Regions from separate parts of the Homo sapiens genome. Here region 2 is linked to region 1. A link is an interaction called in ENCODE POLR2A ChIA-PET data of the cell type or tissue named here. Cell type or tissue: OCI-LY7. All regions are shown on one strand. Links, peaks and the distances in the headings refer to the core of each region. The heading gives the core; the rest is flanking DNA.

Region 1 (10,288 bases), core at 1,956-6,955:
TGTGGATGCAGGAGATTCAGGAGCGGGTTCTGACGGAGAGGGGAGCAGCTAAGCCAACCTTGCCGGCAGACACCAGTGATGAGGTGGACGGAGCGGCCGGCGGTGGTCAGCACTGAGACCCAGGAGGAGAAGAACAACGCTTCACGCCTGGACATAGGTTTGCAGTTTTGAGAACACATCCATTCTTTCAACAACACTTATTAGGCACCAACTGGGTACCAGGCATGTGCATAGCAGTGCCTAGGAAGACAGGGTCCCTGCTCTTTGACATTTAAATTCTGGTAGGAGTTCCCTGTGGCTGCTATAAGGAATCACTGAAAACCAGGTGGCTTAAAACAACAGAAGTGTACTCCCTCACAGTTTCGGAGCCAGGAGTCCGAGGTCAAGGTGTCTGCAGGACCTCCTTCCCTAAAAAGGCTCTGTGGAGGGTCCTTCCTGCCTCTTCCAGTCTCTGGCGGCTCCTGGAGTTGCTTGGCCCATGGCTGCGTCATTCTAGCCTCTACCTCCCTCTTCAGCCTTCTGGCCTTCTCTGTGTCTCTGTATCCAAATCTCCCTCCTCTTTTTTTTTTTTCTTTTTGAGACAGGGTCTTGCTCTATTGCCCAGGTTGGAGTGCAGTGGTGTGATAACAGCTCACTGAAGCCTCCAGCTCCTGGGCTTAAGTGATCCTCCTCCCTCAGCCTCCCGAGTAGCTGGGACCACAGGTGTGCACCACCATGCCCAGCTAATTTTTGTATTTTTTTGTAGAGATGGGGTCCTGCTATGTTGCCCAGGCTGGTCTTGAACTCCTGGCCTCAAGTTATCCTCCTGCTTCGGCCTCCCAAAGTGTTGGGATTACAGGGGTGAGCCACCGTGCCCCGCCTCCCTCCTCTTTACGTGGACACCATCACTGGATTTGGGGACACACCCTAATCCCGTATGACATCTTAACCTGATTACATTGGTAAAGACCCTATTTCCGGATAAGGCTACAGTCACGGCCACTGCAGACTTGGGCACATCTTTCACGGGGAGGTAGTCCGGTCAGTCCAAGAAAACCATGCAGCAGCTGAGAAGGGAGAAAATGCGGAGGCCGAGGCGGGCCTGAGCCCCATACCAGGGGAGGGGGGGAGGGAAGCGGGAGGGGGCAGCAGAGGGAACACCGCCACTAAGGCCTTGCACAGAAAGAGTTTTGGGGACCAACAGGGGGCCAGTGTGGCTGAATATAGCCAGTAGGAGGAAGAAGGTTCTGGAAGGGGCCAGGCCATGTAAGCACGGCAGATTGTTCTCATTTAATTCCAGCAGCAGGGGATCAGGTGCTATGGCTCTCACCTGTTATCCCAGCACTTTGGGACGCTCAGGTGGGAGGGTTGCCCTGGCTTAGGAGTTCAAGACCAGCCTGGGCAACATAGCGAGACCTCCTCTCTACTAAAAAATAAAATATAAAAAAATAAATAATAGTAATTCCAGGCTGGGCGTGGTGGCTCACGCCTGTAATCCCAGCACTGTGGGAGGCTGAGGTGCATAGATCACTTGAGGTCAGGAGTTCGAGACCTGCCTGGCCAACATGGTGAATGAAACCCTGTCTCTACTAAAAAAAAAATATACAAAAATTAGCCGGGCGTGGTGGTGCAAGCCTGTAATCCCAGCTACTCGGGAGGCTGAGGCACGGGAATCGCTTGAACTTGGGAGGTGGAGGTGTAGTGAGCCGAGATGACGCCAATGCGCTCCAACCTGGGTGACAGAGCAAGACTCCATCTCAAAAAAAAAAATAAAAAAAAAAAATTAGCAATTCTGGTAGCTTCCAATGGGAAGGTCTCAATCATCACAGTGACACTCCAATTTGTGTTCCAGAAAGATCCCTCCATCAGGGCGCTCTTCATTCGAATCCATGGATAGAGAATTCAGGGAGTCTGTGAATGTTGAATGGAAAAAAAAAATGACATCTTTATTTTCCCTACCCCCTAATGGAAAGTGAGCATTTCCTTGCCTTATGAATGAATGGAAGAAAAAAAAAAACAAAACTGCAGAGGCATGATGCAGCGCCTGGGACACGTTCATCAGTAGAAACACGGGGGTCTTCCCATCCCACTGCAGCTGCCGCAGGTAGCGTGAAACACCAAGCATGCTTGTCACAACTCCAGAATAACGACAGCTGTTGGCCCCACTGCCAGAGCTTGTTATTCAATCCTGTGATTTAATACATTCACTCACCACACACACAAAAAAGCATGCAAATTACCGGATTACCCATTTGCTCTTTAAATATTTTGATAAGAAAGTTGGCTTCCTTTGCGATCCTGTGTGTTTTATTTCATGCATTTGAAAATGTTATTTTGAGAAGGGAGTCTCTGGGCTTTCAGAGGCTCAGGGGAGTTCATGGTTCAGATGGAGCAGAGGGTGGGGCTGGAGAGAAGCAGGGGATTTGAGGTGTCTGTTGGGGTTCAGCTGGGAACCGGGGATGAGGCTTGGGCTTTAAGCCTGAGTGACTGGTGGGTGGGGATGCCATTGGTGGAGGGGGAAGAGGAACAGGTTTCCTCTTTCCAGGGAGAAAGTGTTGGGTTTATTTTTAAAAATTATTTATTTTTTTGAAATGGAGTCTCCCTCTGTAGCCCGGGCTGGAGTGCAGTGGCACGATCTCGGCTCACTGCAATCTCTGCCTTCTGGGTTCAAGTGATTCTTCTGCCTCAGCCTCCCAGAGTAGCTGGGATTACAGGCGCCTGCCACCATGCCCGGCTGATTTTTTTTTTTTTTGTATTTTTAGTAGAGATGGGGTTTCACCACGTTGGCCAAGCTAGTCTCAAACTCCTGACCTCAGGTGGTCCGCCTGTCTTGGCCTCCCAAAGTGCTGGGATTACAGATGTGAGTCACCGTACCCGGCGGTTTGTTTGGATTTGGACACTGAATTTGGGGAAATCCAAGCAGAGATGCCAAGAGGACCTGGCTCTACTAGGCTGGCCATTTAACAGCTGGGCTGGAGGTGCCTATGTGGGGGTCCCCTTGCATGTGGGGGGGTCCCCTTGCACGGGCTCACTGGGTCCTCACAGTGACTTCCTGTGGCTCGTCACCCAGCCTTTCTAGTGTGACGTTACCTCCCTGGGCTTACAGAAAGCTGTCAGAGAGCTCAGATGTGGCCATTTCCAACCCTGGGGCTCCACGTCATCCCACAATATGGGCATCTCCCAGCCAACAGACACCCTAGGACTCCTCACTGTGAAATCACATGGGATGGCACATCTGGGGGCCCGGCTACTCCATCACCAAGACCCCAGGCCAGGCGTGGTGGCTCATACCTGTCATCTCAGCACTTTGGTAGGCTGAGGTGGAGGATTGCTTGAGCCCAGGAGTTTGAGACCAGCTTGGGCAACATAATGAGACCCTATTTCTTAAAAAAAAAAAAAAGAAAGAAAATTAGCTAGGTGTGGTGGTGCGTGTGTGTGGTCCCAGCTACTCTGGAGGCTGAGGCAGGAGATTGAGCTCAGGAGGTCGAGGCTGCAGTGAGCTGTGATCATACCACTGCACTCCAGCCTGCGTAACAGAGCAAGAACTTCTCTCAAAAAGAAAAAGAAAAAGGAAAAAGAAAAAAACAAGACACCTAATGTCCACCTGGGCCTTGGCTGGTAACAGCCAAGCAGCTAGTGGTCTAAAAGCCTGTGTGTGTGTGTTTCTTTCTGTTTCTCTTTTTCTCTCTGTTCTGTTTCCCCTCTTCCTGTTTCTGTCTCTCCCTCCCTCCTTCCCTGCCTCCTTCTCCTTCTCTCTCCCTTCCTTGGTCCTTCCTCTCTGTGTCTCCTTCTTCATCCCTTCCTCCGTCCCTCCTCCTCTTCCTCTTCTGTCTCTCTGTCTCCCTGTCTCGCACACACACAGAAGCAAATGCAATTTCACAGCCTCATACCTGCGTTCGTATCCCACCCATCATACAAGCTAGGAGGGGCACACAGCGTCGGTCAAAACAACATCAGAACTGAATGTGACATGTAATAAGGAAGAAAGACAATCCTGTATCAGAGACTCATTTCCAGTCACCCCAAGCCGCGTGGAAACTTTCAATACAATTTTTAGCCAAGCACCTGGGGTTTCAAAGCAGACTGTGCTGAGAGGAGAGGGTGTGAGCCTTTGGCCCCCTGTTCACAAACAGCTAATTTTAGTAGCCAAACAAACCAGAAAGCCCCCAATCCTTTCTCCTCTCTCTCCTCCACGCCCCCGCCTCACCCACCTGCTTCCCGGCGCAGCTGCAGCTCCTGCCCACAGCGTGAGCCCCAGCTTCCTGCCAAGGGCCCCGGCTGTCTTGCCTTGGGGCTGCCAGGGAAGGACGATACCGAGGAGTTCAGGGACCCAGGTTGGGGTGCTCCTGTGCAGAGGACCTTGTTGGCACCAGGGGCCTTGTTGACCCCAGGGGCAGTGCAGGAAGTGGGCCATGCTGGGGACCCTCAGTCAGGACCAACCTCTCCATATCTGGGTCTGCAGGGAGGAGGGGCCAGGGCTCTGAGCTGAGCCCCCACATATGTACCAGTATTGGTGGCCCACCCTTCTCATTCTTTTTTTTTTTTTAAATTTTAATTTTAGTTTTTTTTTTAATTAAAAACTTTTTTTTTTTTTTTTTTTTGAGAGAGAGTCTCACTTCATCACCCAGGCTGGAGTACAGTGGCGAGATCTGGACTCACCGCAACCTCTGCCTCCCGGGTTCAAGCAAGTCTCCTGCCTTAGCTTCCTGAGTAGCTGGGACTACAGGCACACACCACCACGCCCAGCTAATTTTTTGTATTTTTAGTAGAGATGGGGTTTCACTATGTTGGCCAGGCTGGTCTCAAACTCCCAACCTCAGGTATCTTCCCGCCTCCACCTCCCAGAGTGCTGGGATTACAGGCGTGAGCCACTGCGTCCGGCCCCCACCCCTCTCATTTTTCAGCACTGCCTCCTGAGCACCTGGGAACTCCAGTCTTCCTGAATTTTGTCTGACCTTGACCTCTGTCCTTGGACCTGATGCACACCTCAGTGAAGCTTGTACCAAGTAAGCCCTGAGGCGGCCGTGAGAAGCCCTCGAAAGTTCCCCTGTTCATTATTATAGTTACTTTTAGAGACAGGGTCTCACTCTGTGGCTCAGGCTGGATTGTACCATCACGGATTACTGTAGCCTTCAACTCCCGTGCTCAAGTGATCCTCCCACCTCAGCCTCCTGAGTAGCAAGGACTACAGTGTGTGTCACCACGCTGGCCAATTAAACTTTTTTTTGCAAAGACAAGGTCTCACTATGTTTCCCCGGCTGATCTTGAACACCTGGCTTCAAGTGATCCTCCCACCTCGGCCTCCCAAAGTGCTGGGATGAGAGGTGTGAGCCACTGTGCCCAGCTGGAGGTTTCTGTCTTCAGATCTCAGCTCTGTTCCCAGATGTGAGACCCCCCTGAGCCTCAGTTTCCCCATCTGTAAAGTAGGAATGATGGTCACCAGGGGAGCAGGTCTGTGCTGGGTTTGTAAACACCAGGTGTAAATGGGCAGGTGCATGGTAGGTACCCTTGTCTGCTGGAGGGGACCGTTCTCTTTGCCTAGTTTGGAGGTCACCTTCAAGGTTAGAAGACCCAGAGGCCTCAAGCAAAAGGAGCTGCAAGCCCCACTCCGCTCGCCCAAAGCGGGCACTCAGAGGCATGTGTGCGGCAGTGACGGTAATGGGATGTGATGGGAGATCAATGGGAACACAGGCAGCTGCCTGGGTAGGGCTGTGGCTATCCCAGCCCTGGGGTTGCTGCTCTAGTTCATCAACAGAGATCTGATAACAAGAGGCCAGGCCAGGTGCCGGGGCAGGAGGGGAGCTGCCGATGGCAAAGGGACTCAGGCCCGTGGGGAGGGGGAGCCCTTTGACCTCTTAGGTGAAGCACTGCTAGACCCAGCTCCCCAGAGGCCCCCCACCGTGAGCTGGCCATGGGCAAAAGAGACGTCTGCTTTCAGTTTCTGATTATTACTATTATTTTTTGTTTTTGAGAGGGAGTTTCGCTCTTGTTACCCAGGCTGGAGTGCAATGGCGCGATCTCGGCTCCCTGCAACCTCTGCCTCCCGGGTTCAAGTGATTCTCCTGCCTCAGCCTCCCTAGTAGCTGGGATTACAGGCGCTCGCCACCACGCCCGGCTAATGTTTGTATTTTTAGTAGAGACGGGGTTTCAGGTTTCACCATGTTGGCCAGGTTGGTCTCAAACTCCTGACCTCAGGTGATCCACCTGCCTCGGCCTCCCAAAGTGCTGGATTACAGGCGTGAGCCACTGCACCCTGCCAGTTATTTTTAACACACAAAAATTCAATGAAATCCGTGGATCGGGAGAAAAGGTAGGTATGACCTGAGGAAGGGTTGCCCAGGGAGCCGTCCACTTGCCCTCTCGGCCCCTCCTCTCTCTCTGAATTGCGTCTCCAACCTGCCAGAATGTCCCTATGAGCCCTCTGGTGTTTTTCTTGAAGTTTATTGTGTTTTCCTCCTCAGCGTACTGGTCGGTGAAGGCCTGGGGGAATGAAATGTGTCTTGAGAAAAGCCTGGGTCACAGAGTAGGGTGGGCCACGTGGGATCTCGGGAGTGGGTGTCCCTGGTGTGCCCCCTACTGGTGACCTCTTCCCTGAGGATGGCCAGTCCCCACAACCCCGCTGAACGCACAGGCCTGGGCAGCCACCTTCCCGCCATGTGACCCTGCCTGGTCCCGCAGTGAGTCGAGCCGGAAGCCTGCTGGTCCAGTCAGATTCCTCCTGCAGCACTGGGCTGGAAGCCATATGGATATGCGGGCTGAGTATAAAAATGGTCACTGGAAGCAGACTCAGAGAGGAGAGAGAGGATCCCGTTGTGCGAAAGGCAGAGATGAGAAGAACCAGGTGTCCCCTGTCTGGGAGAAAGTTGTAGACAGACGTGCTAGGAAAGGTTCCCTGCTGGCCCGGCGCAGTGGCTCATGCCTGTAACCCTAGCACTTTGGGAGGCCGAGGCAGGCGGATTGCCTGAGCTCAGGAGTTCAAGGCCAGCATGGGCAACATGGTGAAACCCCGTCTCTACTAAAATACAAAAAAATTAGCTGGGCGTGGCGGCGTGCACCTGTAGTCTCAGCTACTCAGGAGGCTGAGGTAGGAGAATGGTGTGAACCCGGGAGGTGGAGGTTGCAGTGAGCCGAGATCGCACCATTGTACTCCAGCCTGGGTGACAGAGTGAGACTCTGTCTCCATAAAAAAAAAAAAAAAAAAAAAAGTTCCCTGCTCTCTGGGGAAAAATCCTGATTCATGGCTTTTGCCACCTCCCTGGTATAAACACCTCCATCATGCCAATATCAAGCTGCCCCTGTAAAGTCACTGAATAGGGACTTGGGAAGAGGTATCCACAATCGGCTCTTGCTGGTCTGGGCTGGGTGTGGCCTCGGTTTCTGATAGTTTCACTGTCTTCATGGGGCCTGGAGGCTGTCCACTTTCTGGCCATGAATCTTGTCCGCCCCTCCAAAGGTGTGACCCAAGGGCAGTCTCTCAGAAGTGTCTGAAGCCAAGAAACACAGCCCAGCAACCAAGTAAAGGAACTCGAAGACTTTTGCTTCTTGGCCAGGCATGGTGGCTCATACTGGTAATCCCAGCACTTTGGGAGGCCGAGGCAGGAGGATCATTTGAGGCCAGGAGTTTGAGACCAGCCTGGCAGCATAGTGAGAATCTGTCTGCATAAAATATTTTTTAAACATTTGTCAGGTGTGGTGGCATGTGCCTGTAGTCCCAGCTACTCTGGAGACTGAGGTGCGAGGACTGCTTGAGCCCAGGAGTTGGAGGCTGCAGTGAGCCATGATTATGCCATTGCACTCCAGCCTGGGTGACAGAGTAAGACCCTGTCTCTAAAAAAAAAAAAAAAATAAGGAGAAATCCTAACTGAGGAGGAGGCCCTCCATTTTTGCTTTGGGCACCAGCATGTGAAGATGTGATATCTGGATTGGTGGCAGCTATTTTGTGATAATGAGGCAACCTACCTGACAAAACCAACAGTTTTCTTGAACAATCTGTTCTGGCCAGAAAGAGCCTGCTTCCTGCATGACACCAAGCAATTGAGGCTGAGTTCCAGGTGTCCCTTTTAAGTGGATTATGTCCTCTCCAATTTGCCACAGTCCCCGCCTGTCCCTATTGCATTACTCTGGTCCACTTCACTCATTTACATTCTTGCTGGCACCTGGGCAACTCCAGTGGCAATGTAATAACTTGTTTAATTGCATGCCTATCCCAACAAGCTGTCAGCACCTTGAGAATAGGGACTGGGGCTGATAAATCTCTGGGCTCTTGGACCCATCCCTGTGGTTCCAGGGACATGGCAGGAACTCAGCGACTGTCCAAGGCAGGGCAGGCGCATAGAAGTATCTGCAATGATGGAAATGTTCTCTAATCTGCTCTGCCCCATACCGTAGCCACTAGCCCCATGAGGCTCTTCAACATTTGAAATGTGGCTCATGTGACAGAGGAATTGGATTTTTATTGACTTGTAATTAAAACCCAAATCCCAAATTCCTCGGGGAGGTGGAGTTGAGGTTTGGCGACCCTGCGATTAAACCCCTTTCTCTGCTGCAAGCTGATGCCTTGGTGTATTGGCCTGCTATGTCCAATGGGCAACAAACCCATTAGGGTCACAGAGCCAGGGAGGCAGACGGTGGGGCTTGGAGCGGTAACTGCTCTTCAACTGGTAAGGAAGAATCCAGTATTTTCCCCAATGGATCAGCTCTGCCAAGGCCATGACTAGCTGAATCCATGACTGGTCCCTGACCACTCTTTCCAGGCTTCGAACCTCAGCTTCGCTTTTCCTCTACCCACAGTCTACGAGGACACACTCAGTGAGATCTAACTCATCCTTCAGGCCTCACCTCTGACCCTCCCGCTTTGAGCCCCTGGCGGAATTGATCGTTCCTCTCCTACCCTTTCACCAGAACCCCTTCCCGTGGGGCATGTTCACCCTGAGGATGCCCTGAAATTGGTCGGTGAGTGAATGTTAGAACAAGTGAAGGAAAGTTGGGGGGGGCCCTGCAGGCTGCCCCTCCTGACGGCCTTCCTCCTCCTGCAGCCAGAGGGAAAGGAAAGATTCGCTTTTGTTCATGCTTTTTTCTTTTTTCTTTTTTTTTTGAGATGGAGTCTCGCTTTGTCGCCCAGGCTGGAGTACAGTGGCGCAGTCTCGGCTCACTGCAAGCTCCGCCTCCCGGGTTCACGTCATTCTCCTGCCTCAGCCTCCCAAGTAGCTGGGACTACAGGCGCCCGCCACCACGCCCGGCCAATTTTTTGTATGTTTTAGTAGAGATGGGGTTTCAACGTGTTAGCCAGGAGATTTAGCTAGGATGGTCGCGATCTCCTGACCTCATGATCCGCCCACCTTGGCCTCCCAAAGTGCTGGAATTACGGGCGTGAGCCACCGCGCCCGGCCCACGCGTTTTCTTTTTTTTAAAAACAATGGTGCAAAAGTACATATGACCTAAACTTCACCATTTTAACGATTTTAAAGTGTACAACTCAGTACATTCACAATGCCGTGCAATCAGCATCACTGTCTAGTTCCAAACAGTTTCATCACCCTAAAAAGAGACCCTGCACTTATGAAGCAGTCACTCCCATTCCTCTCTCCCTGACGCCTGGTAACTGCTAATCTTTTTTTTTTTTTGCCTCTAGGGATTTGCCTATTCTGGACATTTCATATAAATGAAATCCTACAATATTTGTCTTTTTGTGGCTGGCTTGTTTCACTGAGCATAGTGTTTTCAAGGTTCATCTAGGTTGCCATGCGTATCAGCATTTCGTTCCCCCCCTTTTTTTTTTTTTTGAGACAGGGTCTTACTCGGTTGCTCAGGCTGGAGTGCAGTGACACAATTAAAGCTCACTGCAGCCTCGAGCTCCCGGGCTCAAGCGATCCTCCTGCCTCAGCATCCCAGGTAGCTGGAACTATAGGTGTGCATCCCCAAACCCAGCTAGATTTTTTTTGTTTTTTATTATTTTTATTTTTTTTGAGACGGAGTCTTGTTCTATCACCCAGGCTGGAGAGCAATGGCACGATCTCGGCTCACTGCAACCTCCGCCTCCTAGGTTCAAGCCATTCTCCTGCCTCAGCCTCCTGAGTAGCTAGGATTACAGGCACATGCCATCACACCGAGCTAATTTTTGTATTTTTAGTGGAGACAGGGTTTCACCATATTGGCCAGGTTGGTTTCAAACTCCTGACCTCAGGTGGTCTGCTTGCCTCAGCCTCCCAAAGTAAGTGCTGGGATTACACGCATGAGCCACCATGCACAGCCTGTTTTTTTTTTTTTTGTTTGTTTGTTTGTTTGAGATGGAGTCTCACTCTGTCGCCCA
Region 2 (10,288 bases), core at 2,959-7,958, 120 kb after region 1:
TCAGACTTCAGCTTGGAAGACAAACCAATACACCAGAGAATCAGAAAACAAGAAGACAATTGTACATCTTGATTTTAGCTTCTGACCAATTTTCTATGATAACCTTGAGAACAAGATGATAGAATTGGGACTGACTGGTTTTCCTCATAGGTGAACGCACAGGTGGTTGAACAGCATTACCTAAATAGTATTGATAATAGTGTTTTCTTTGTGCTGAATACATTTTAGACCTTGGAGAATGTCTAAGGGGTTAGACGAAAGAGCTCATTTCTGGACCCTGTTTTGTTCAACACCTTTGGCAATGATGTGTGTGATGACATACAGGAGAACCTTATCAGATTTGCAGGTCACATAAAGTTGGGAAAAATGGTTAATATGATAAATGCACTCATCAATATTCAAAAAGACTTGACAGGCAAGAAGATAGGGCCCAAACCACAAGATGGAATTCAACAGAAATTAACGTAAAGTGCTGAATTTTGCCTTAAAATTTTGCCCAAGGGCAGGATGGGGGAGAATTGGCTTGGCAGAGGCTTAGGAAGGAAGGAAGGAAGGAAGGAAGGAGGGAGGGAGGGAGGGAGGGAAGGAAGGAAGGAAGGAAAGAAGGACGGAAGGAAGGAAGGAAGGAAGGAAGGAAGGACTGACTTTATCAGATTTTAGCTGGTCACACAAAGTTGGGAAAGATGGTTAATATAACAAAGGAGGAAGGAAAACAGGAAGGAAAAAAAAAGAAAGAAAAAGGAAGGAAAGAAGGAAAGGGAAGAAAAACACTGTGGGCTTTTAATTAACTAAATGTTCAATGTGACCCGGTAATGTAATAAGTGACACTTAAACCATAAGGGCAGATTATACGAAGAAGGCAAACTGTAGATGCTGTAATTTCTCCCTTCTCTCCCACTCCCAACCCAGTGGATACAAAATTATGAGAAATCATTTTATCGCTAGCAGACAGGATCGAGCTGAAAGAGAAAACCCAAGTCCGGAGGCTGCAGGAAAGACCAACTCCAAGACCGCAGACACCAGATACAAAGGATAGCTCTAGGGTGACAAGTTAGAGCTCTGCCTGAGACAGGGACAGCTGCCCGGGTTGAACCTCCTGCAAACTCCCCTCACCCCATTCCATGGCCAGGCAGCACCCCAGGGAGATGTCTTCCCTCCTGCAGGCAGACTGCGGGCCTGGCGGTCAGAGAGGCACGACGGTGCTTGCGGGGAGGGTTGGGCTGTGCAGGTGAGACCCAGGAGGAACAGGAAGCCTCAGATTCTAGAAAAGGAGTCCCTACAACGCAGCAGGGATCATCTCGTGCTCACCAAAAGGCCGCAGGCACAGATACAGTCAGAGCTGACCATTTGGAGAGGATGCCCAATGTGAACGTGGTCCTCTCCCCAGGAAACACTAGACACTGGAGGAAAGCCAACGCCGTAAGAGAAACAACCAAGCACGGTCAAGGAAAGCGTTCACAGGGCCAGCAGAACAAGCCATTAGATTGTGCGTGCTTCATGTCCTCAGAAAGACGCAAGAGAGCATTGGCTCCACAAATAGAAATTAAAACAAAACATCACCGCTGGGTGCGGTGGCTCACGCCTGTAATCCCGTCACTTTGGGAGGCCGAGGCGGGCGGATCACGAGGTCAGGAGATCGAGATCATCCTGGCCAACATAGTGAAACCCCATCTCTACTAAAAATACAAAAAATTAGCTGGGCGTGGTGGCAGGTGCCTGTAGTCCCAGCTACTCGGGAGGCTGAGGCAGGAGAATGGCGTGAACCTGGGAGGCGGAGCTTGCAGTGATCTGAGATCGTGCCACTGCACTCCAGCCTGGGTGATAGAGTGAGACTCCGTCTCAAAAAAAAAAAACCCAGAAAACCCCCCCAAAACATCACCAAAACAACAACAACAACAAAACCAAACAGTAGATGGACTGAATTTACAGAATGGACACAGCTCATGACCAAATCACTGACTTAGCAGATGGAATTGAGGAATTCTCCCACAATCCAGAGAAAAAAGGCATTGGGGGTGGCCTGGATAGGATAAAAGAAAAGTTAAAGAGATGTGGGAGATAGATCCGGAAGTTCCCACGTTTGTCTTACAGGTGACCTAGCAGGAGAAAATGAAAAGAACAGAGAGGAAGATAAACTCAACAAAACTCTAGAAGAAAAGCTCCCAGAATTGAAAAAAGATATGAATCCTGAGCTCAGAAAGATGCACAAAGTGCCCGGAAGAACGAAGGGGAAAAAAAAAAAACCACAGCAATTCACGTGATGCTGAAGTCTCAGATGCCAGGCTTGCGAGAAAAAGTCTTGAAAGCTTGCAGGGATCTGTTACCTGCAAAGCTATAGAATCAGATGGATCAATTGGCAATACCTGGTCCAAGAAGACAGTATCTTTAACATTCTAAGGAAAAACAATTTTGAAACTAGAATTCTATATTTAGCTCGACAATGATTTCAAGTATAAACATAGAAAAAAAAATTTCACACATGCAAGGACTGAAAAAGTTTCCCATCCATAGACGTTCAATGAAACCATCACCAAAAGCAGTACATCGGCAAGGAGGAAGAAAGACTCCAAGGGGAAGAAATAGGATATAAGGAACAATGGTAGTTGCCTGTTATGGACTGCACAGCATCCCCCCGAAGGCATAAGTTGAAGTCCTAACCTTCCGTAGCTCAGAATGTGACTGTATTTGGAGATAAGTTCTTTAAAGAGGTAACTAAGCTGAAATGAGAGTTAAGTGGAGCCCTAATCCAATCTGCCTGCTGTCCTTATATGAGAATACGTTAGGTTCGTGCAAAAGTAATTCCAATCCTTGCCATTATATAATGGTAAGAACCACAATTACTTTTGCACCAACCTAATATAATTTGAGGAAAAAAGCATGAAAAGTAACTAGGAAGATTTTTATGCTATTTTTGAGACAGGGTCTTGCTCTGTTGCCCAGGCTGGAGTGCAGTGGGGCCAGCAGAGCTCACTGCAGCCTTGATCTCCCAGGCTCAAGTGATCCTCCTGCCTCAGCTCCTGAGTAGCTGAGACTACAAGTGTGCACCACCATGCCCAGCTAATTTTTTAATCTTTTGTAGAGACAGGGTCTTACTATGTTGCCCAGGCTGGTCTCAAACTCCTGGGCTTAAGAGATCCTCCTGCCTCAGCTTCCCAAAGTGCTGGGATTACAGATGTGAGCCACTGTGCCTGGCCACTTTTCATGCTATTAAGCATGAATGCTTGCATGCCTCACAATCTGGCTTCACAGCACATAAAGCAAAACTGATAGAAATACAGGAAGAAATCGGTAAAGACATTGCCACAGTAAAGAGACTTCCTGCAGTCCTCTGAGACGGGGACGGCAAGTACAGGGAGAGATGATTCAAATAGTTAGCATGTTTGCTCTAATAGAGCTACAGAACTCTGTACCCAACAAATAGAAGAAAAAAAACTCTTTTCAATTACACATGGAAATTCTACAAAAATTCAACACAGATTAGCCACAAAGGAAATTTCAAGTAATAATGAAACGCAGAAATAGCATATGGCATATTTGCTGACAAAGACATAATAAAATTTTTAAAATGACAAAAGAATACCCCCTCTAATCTATAAACCAGAATATTTACAATTATTTAAAAATGAACCATAACGAGAGCAGAAACTGCTAGAATCAATATGAGAGTGCAATAAGGTGGCTAAATCCAAAGTCAACTTGCATCTCTCCAGATATTAAAACATATTATAAGACTACAGGCCACAGTGGCACAGAAACAGATAATTAGATGAATGAACAAAAGTCTAGCAGACAGCCAGTGTAGGTGTAAAAATTTAGTGTATGATTAGGGTGACATTTCAAACCAAGGTAGAAATTCAAGTGCTGATGGATAATTGGCTAACGATTCAGAAAAAATTACGTTCCTACCTGCCCCTTTGCATAATTTGCAGATAGATGAATGATTTATAAATGAAATAATAAATTCCAAAGTATTAGAAGAAAAAAAACTGTTAAATACGCCGATAACCTTCATATAGGAAAGGCCTTCCTAAAGAAGGCATGGTATGCTAATGTCATTTAGGAAAAGATTGATGCCTTCGCGTACATTGTAATTTATAACTTCTATGTGGTGAGAAACAGCACGACGAAGTTAAAGTGTAAGTTATGGTCCAGGAAAACATCTGTAATATATGAAATAGAGATTAATGTGCAGACTGTCAATAAGAAAGAGACAAGGCACGTGGTGGGAAAGAAAAGGAGGAAACTGAGCAGGAATTCACAGAACTTTACACAACCAATGAACATGGCAGTGGTAATTAGGCTCACTAACAAAGAAAAAAATTGGAACATTGAGATTCCATTCTGCGCTTGAGCTGGAGCTGCAAAAGAGGAGTGAGAAAAGAGCTCACCTCCACCAGGCACTGTGGCTCATGCCTGTAATCCCAGCACTTTGGGAGGCCGAGGCAGAGGATCGCTTGAGCCCAGGAGCTCAAGACCAGCCTGGGCAACATAGTGGGACCCCCCCATCTCTACAAAAAAGAGTCAAAAAATGAGATGAGAAGATGGTTTGAGACTGGGAGGTTGAGGCTGCAATGAGCAGTGATATCCATTCACTTAATCCCACAACAACCCTGTGAAGTGATTTTTTTTATTTTTAATTTTGAGATGGGTCTCACTCCGATCACCCAGGCAGGCTGGAGTGCAATGGTGCAATCACTGCTCGTTGGTACTAGCAGTTTCTGCTCTCATTATGGTACAGTACCTGGGACAGGATCGGCGGCCAGTAAGCATAGGCAGTTGCTATCATTATCATCAGCATGTTTCCACCATCTGAGTGGCTAACATTTTCAAGCTGGATAATACACAGTTTTGGCAAGGGTGCAGGGAAAAAAAAGGACTCTCCCGCTGTCTTGAGGGGAATCTAAATGGGTCCGGCCAGTTTTTGAGGGCAATTTGGCAATATCCATGAACACATGCCACCACACATCTGACACTGGGTGCTGCTGTGTGATTGTGTCTCCCTGAAATCCTATGTTGAGATCCTAATCCCAAGGAGATGGTATTAGGAGATGAGGGAGAGTACCTCACCCTTGGGAGTCGGTTAGGTCAGGGGGTGCTGAATCCTTGGGGATGGGATTAGGACACTTATAAGAGAGTCCCCAGAGAAATATCCTAGAGAGACCCCTTGCCCGTTTCACCATGGGAGGACATGGCCAGAAGGCACCGTCTATGACGAAGCAGGCCCTCACCAGACACTAAATGCCTTGTTCTTGGACTTCTCATCCTCCAGAACCATAAGAAATAAATGTTTGTTGTTTGTAAGCTGCCCAGTCTATAATATTCTGTTATAGCAGCCTGAATGAACTAAGATGCCCAGGAATTCCTATTTGGCGCCCAACCTAGAGAAATATTCAACCCTCTGCACATCCATGGACACACAAAGGACAGCAAAAGGTTGGAAGCCATCTTAAATGCCCATTAGAGAAACCACACTTTTTTGTTTTTTTTGAGACGGAGTCTTGCTCTGTCACCTAGGCTGGAGTGCAGTTGTGCGATCTTGGCTCACCGCAACCTCCGCCTCCTGGGTTCCAGCGATTCTCCTGCCTCAGCCTCTTGAGTAGTTGGGACTACAGGTGCCCACCACCACACCTGGCTAATTTTTGTATTTTTAGTACAGATGGGGTTTCACCATGTTGGCCAGGCTGTTCTCGAACTCCTGACCTCAGGTGATGCACCCACCTCGGCCTCCCAAAGTGCTGGGATTACAGGTCTGAGCCTCTGTGCCCAGCCTCATATGGTAATTTTGTGTTTAACTTTTGCCAAAACTGCCCAGCTGTTTTCCATGGCAGCTGCACCATATTACATTCACACCATGATTTCTTCTTTAATCACAAAATGCAAGAGAAATTCTGGGAAGGGAGTGGGAATGCCAGAGGGAGCAGCTAGGAAAGGAAAGGTTTGTTGGGCATCAGTGAGTGTGCAGGAGGGTAGAATCTGCCCAGGCCAAGAGGAAGGCAGGCAGGCAGGCCAGTGTTCAGACAGGAGCAGAGCCAGGCAGGGCCTGGAGAGGGAGTGGGCTGGGCCTATGTCTGGGCAAAGAGCTGGGCTTGAGTGCATAAAGTCACGGGGAAGTCTATTTAACAGCAGTGGCCGGGAAGGGGTGTTGAAGTCTTTTATGCAGAGGCCGGCCTCAAGCACGGGCCCAGCCCACCATCTGGTCACCTGCAGAAGGACCCCTTTGCCCCTTCCCTTTTAGGTGCATCCTGGAATCTACTGGAAGACGCAGGAGGGTGAGAGGGCAGTGGCAGGCTGGATAATGAGGTCGCTGGTCCTCCTGACCCTGCGGTGCAAAGGCAGGGCGCCCGGAACTGTCATCATCTGCTTCCAACTGTCATAAAAGAGATGTGGCGAGTGGGGAGGACATCAAACTAAGTTTAACATGCAATTGAACCAGGGACTGAGCTGGCTCCTGCGTCTTCTCTCTCTGACTTTAAAATGAACTCCCGGAAGCTCCAGCGGTGGAGCTCAGCACCGTGCCCACAGAGGAGCTCAATAATAGGGGGGATGACAGCGGCGGTGGTGAGGGCACAGGACGGAACGGCAGGCCCTTCAGTGCTGCCCTGGAGACCCGCGGGCTGCACACACATCAGAAACATCTCTGTGGAGCCCCCGAGGCCTGCATTGCCGCAAGCGGGAAAATGGATTGTTGCACCAGCATTTCTGGTGGCCAGCGACAGGGTCTGCCTCCCATCCTGTGGACGGAAGCCCAGGAGTTCAAGGCTCCAGACTTGGAGGCAGGAGTCACTCCAGAGCAGGGAGGGACCAGCAAGCCTCTGTATGAGTTTCCTGGGATTCATGTGTTAAGAATAAACTGCCATAGACAGGGCGGCTTCAACAACAGACATTTAGCATCTCAGGGTCCTGGAGGCTGCTGTCCGAGATCAAGGTGACAGCAGGGTAGGCGTCTCCTGAGGCCTCTCTCCCGGGCCTGTAGACGGCATCTTCTCCCTATGACCTCACAAGGTTGTCGTTCTGTGAGCATCTCTCTCTGATCTCTCTCTCTCTTTTTTTTTTTTCTTGAGATGGAGTCTCACTTTGTTGCCCAGTCTAGAGTGCAATGGCGTGATCTTGGCTCACTGCGGCCTCTGCCTCCCTGGTTCCAGTGATTCTCCTGCTTCAGCCTCCTGAGTAGCTGGGACTATAGGCATGCACCACCCTGCCTGGCTAATTTTTGTATTTTTAGTAGAGACAGGGTTTCACTATATTGGCCAGGCTGGTTTTGAACTCCTGACCTCAGGTGATCTGCCCGCCTCCGCCTCTCAAAGTGCTGAGATAATAGGCGTGAGCCACCAGGCCAGACCTCATTTCCTCTTCTTATAAGGACACCAGTCACATGGGATTAGGGCTCACCCCCATGACCTCATTTAACTTAATCACCTCTTTAAAGACCCCATCTCCAAATACAGTCACATTGTGAGGTCCTGGAGGTTAGGCCTGCAACATATGGATGTGGGGGGACACAACAGCCCATGATCCCCCAGCAACATATGGATCTGGGGGGAGACAGCAGCCCATGATCCCCCACGGGGGCTTTGGCACTGGAGTGGCCCCAGGCCTGCCTTCTCCTCACCTGGCTGCATCAGGTAACTCTGGCTGGCAACACTTCCAGACTCTCATTCCAGAACCACCCCAGGGAAATAACAGAATGTGTTGAGACTCTTACTGTTGATAGCAGCCGGCTGGGTATGGTGGCCCACACCTGTGAACTTTGGGAGGCTGAGGAAGGAGGATCGCTTAGGCCAGGAGTTCGAGACCAGCTTGGGCAACAAAGTGAGACCTCATCTCTACCAAATATTTTAAAATTAGCCGGGGATGGTGGCACACATCTGTAGTCCCAGCTACTCAGGAGGCTGATGTGGGAGGATCGCTTGAACCCAGGAGTTCAAGGCTGCAGTAGGCTGTGATCAAGCCACTGCACTCTAGCCTGGGTGACAGAGCAAGACCCTGTCTCTAATAAAAGAAAAGATAGCAGTATTAGCCACTTGACCCTTCCCGTGGGGCTGTGTCCAGGAATCGCAAACTCTCAGAGGCATTTGAACAAGAGCAATTCCATCTTGAATAGGAGCTGGGTAAAATAAGGCTGAAAACTACTGGGCTGCATTCCCAGATGGTCAGGCATTCTAAGTCACAGGATGAGATGGGAGGTTGGCATAAAGACCTTGCTGATAAAACAGGTTGCAGTAAAGAAGCCGGCTAAAACCCACCAAAACCAACATGGCGACGAGAGTGACCTGTGGTCATCCTCATTGCTATACTCCCACCAGTGCCATGACACTTTACAAATGCTACGGCAACGTCAAGAAGTATGGTCTAAAAAGGGGAGGCATGAATAATCCACCCCTTGTTTAGCATATCATCAAGAAATAATCATAAAAATGGGCAACCAGCAGCCCTCAGGGCTGCTTTGTCTATGGACTAGCCATTCTTTTATTCCTCTACCTTTTTTTTTTTTTTGAGATGGAGTTTCACTCTTATTGCCCAGGCTGGAGTGCAATGGTGTGATCTCAGCTCACTGCAACCTCTGCCTCCTGGATTCAAGCGATTCTCCAACTTCAGCTTCCTGAGTATTACAGGAGCCCACCATCACACCCAGCTAATTTTTTGTATTTCTAGTAGAGAAAGGGTTTCACCATGTTGTCCAGGCTGGTCTCGAACTCCTGACCTCAAGCAATCCACCCACCTTGGCCTCCCAAAGTGCTGGGATTACAGGTGTGAGCCACTGCACCCGTCTGGTCTATTCCTCTATTTTCTTAATAAACTTGCTTTAACTTTATTCTATGGACTCACCCTGAATTCCTTCTTGCATGAGATTCAAGAACCCTCTCTTGGGGTCTGGATCCGGGTCCCTTTCCAGTAACAAAATCACCCTCACCGCACCCTCCATGAAATCTCACAGCATCTCAGTGGAAATTTAGGTGAGCATCCAATTGGCAGGTAAGAAACGGTCCTGGAGAACCAGACTCAGAGCATCCTCCATCTTCCACGTGTTTATTGGACACCACAAGGTTCATAGAAAAAGGTAGAAATTGGATGCACAGCCAGCAGGATGGGCATGGCGGCCAGTGGGGTCCTGCTTTACCTCCAAGGGGGATGGGCTGCCCAGCTCAGGCTGCCCAGGAGGGAGAGTGTGGACAACCTGGACCCTGTAGATCAAACAGGACGCTGGAGGTGCCAAGCCATGAGTGCCTGCGAGAAACATCAGGAGGAAACAGGGCTTTTGTATTTCTTTCCACATCAGTCCTGGGTCCCACTAAGGCTACTGGAATGATTGATTTTTGGTTTGGCAGTACTGTTGTCTGAGGCGTTCAAACCACAGCGACTCCATCCTGAGTGAGGCTGAGGAAAATAAGGCTGGGACTTGGTGGGCTGCATTCCCAGAAAGTTAGGCACTCCTGGCCTCTAGATGTTAACGGTTAAGAGAACAGACTGATAACGTTTACCAAACAGACCCAGACTTGTGAGTGTCCTGATATTCTGACATCTTTTTTTTTTTTTTGAGACAGACTCTTGCTCTGCCGCCCAGGCTGGAATGCAGTGGAGCAATCTCAGCTCCCTGCAACCTCCACCTCCCGGATTCAAGTGATTCTCCTGCCTCAACCTCCTGAGTAGCTGGGACTACAGCATATGCCACCATGCCTGGCTAATCTTTATGTTTTTAGTAGAGACGGGGTTTCATCATGTTGGCCAGGCTGGTCTCGATCTCCTGGGCTCAGGTGATCCTCCTGCCTTGGCCTCCCAAAGTACTGGGATTACAGGCTTGAGCCACCCCACCCGGCCCCGATATCTTGAGAACAAAAGCATTCCTAATTTGCTTTAAAGATAGTAATATCAATTCTTGCAAAATATAGTAATTAAGAAAATTAATCCTCCATCACAAATCCTTGTAGCAAAGTATATTTCCCCATGATTTTCTTTTTTTCTTTATCCTATATATAAACAAGTATTGTACCTAGGTAGACGCGTCCCTCCTCTTACTTTCAGGACCACCCTACTCTGTCTATAGAGGTAACTGTTCTTTCACCCTTTTTTTTTTTTTGAGACGGAGTCTTGCTCTGTCACCAGGCTAGAGTGCAGTAGCGCAATCTCGGCTCACTGCAACCTCCGCCTTCTGGGTTCAAATGATTTTCCTGCCTCAGCCTCCCAAGTAGCTGGAACCACAGGCACACGCCACCATGCCCAGCTAATTTTTGCATTTTTAGTAGAGACGGGATTTCACCACGTTGGTCAGCCTGGTCTCGAACTCCTGACC

What was found. Peaks named below come from ENCODE experiments on the same cell type or tissue, not always from the same donor. Only the 100,000 strongest peaks of a DNase experiment are listed, where the experiment ranks them.
Region 2: POLR2A ChIA-PET joins it to region 1 with 5 read pairs; 6 of 35 experiments call an interaction of 5 or more read pairs at or near these places.

Annotation. Positions count from the first base shown.
Region 1 is chr7:2,890,624-2,900,911 of GRCh38, forward strand. No RefSeq gene overlaps it. Among named protein-coding and RNA genes, the nearest start is that of CARD11-AS1, 48 kb to the right of the region's middle. RefSeq lists an enhancer at 6,250-6,751 and a silencer at 10,111-10,288. In OCI-LY7, for the core only: CTCF peaks have their summits at 6,577 (motif pointing left) and 6,780; DNase peaks (open chromatin) are centred at 2,168, 3,068, 3,618, 4,128 and 2 weaker places; H3K4me3 peaks cover 2,495 bases; H3K27ac peaks cover 4,055 bases.
Region 2 is chr7:3,008,108-3,018,395 of GRCh38, forward strand. All of the region lies in intron 1 of CARD11 (caspase recruitment domain family member 11), which reads right to left. Among named protein-coding and RNA genes, the nearest start is that of CARD11, 31 kb to the right of the region's middle. In OCI-LY7, for the core only: no CTCF peak of the experiment used is centred there; no DNase peak of the experiment used is centred there.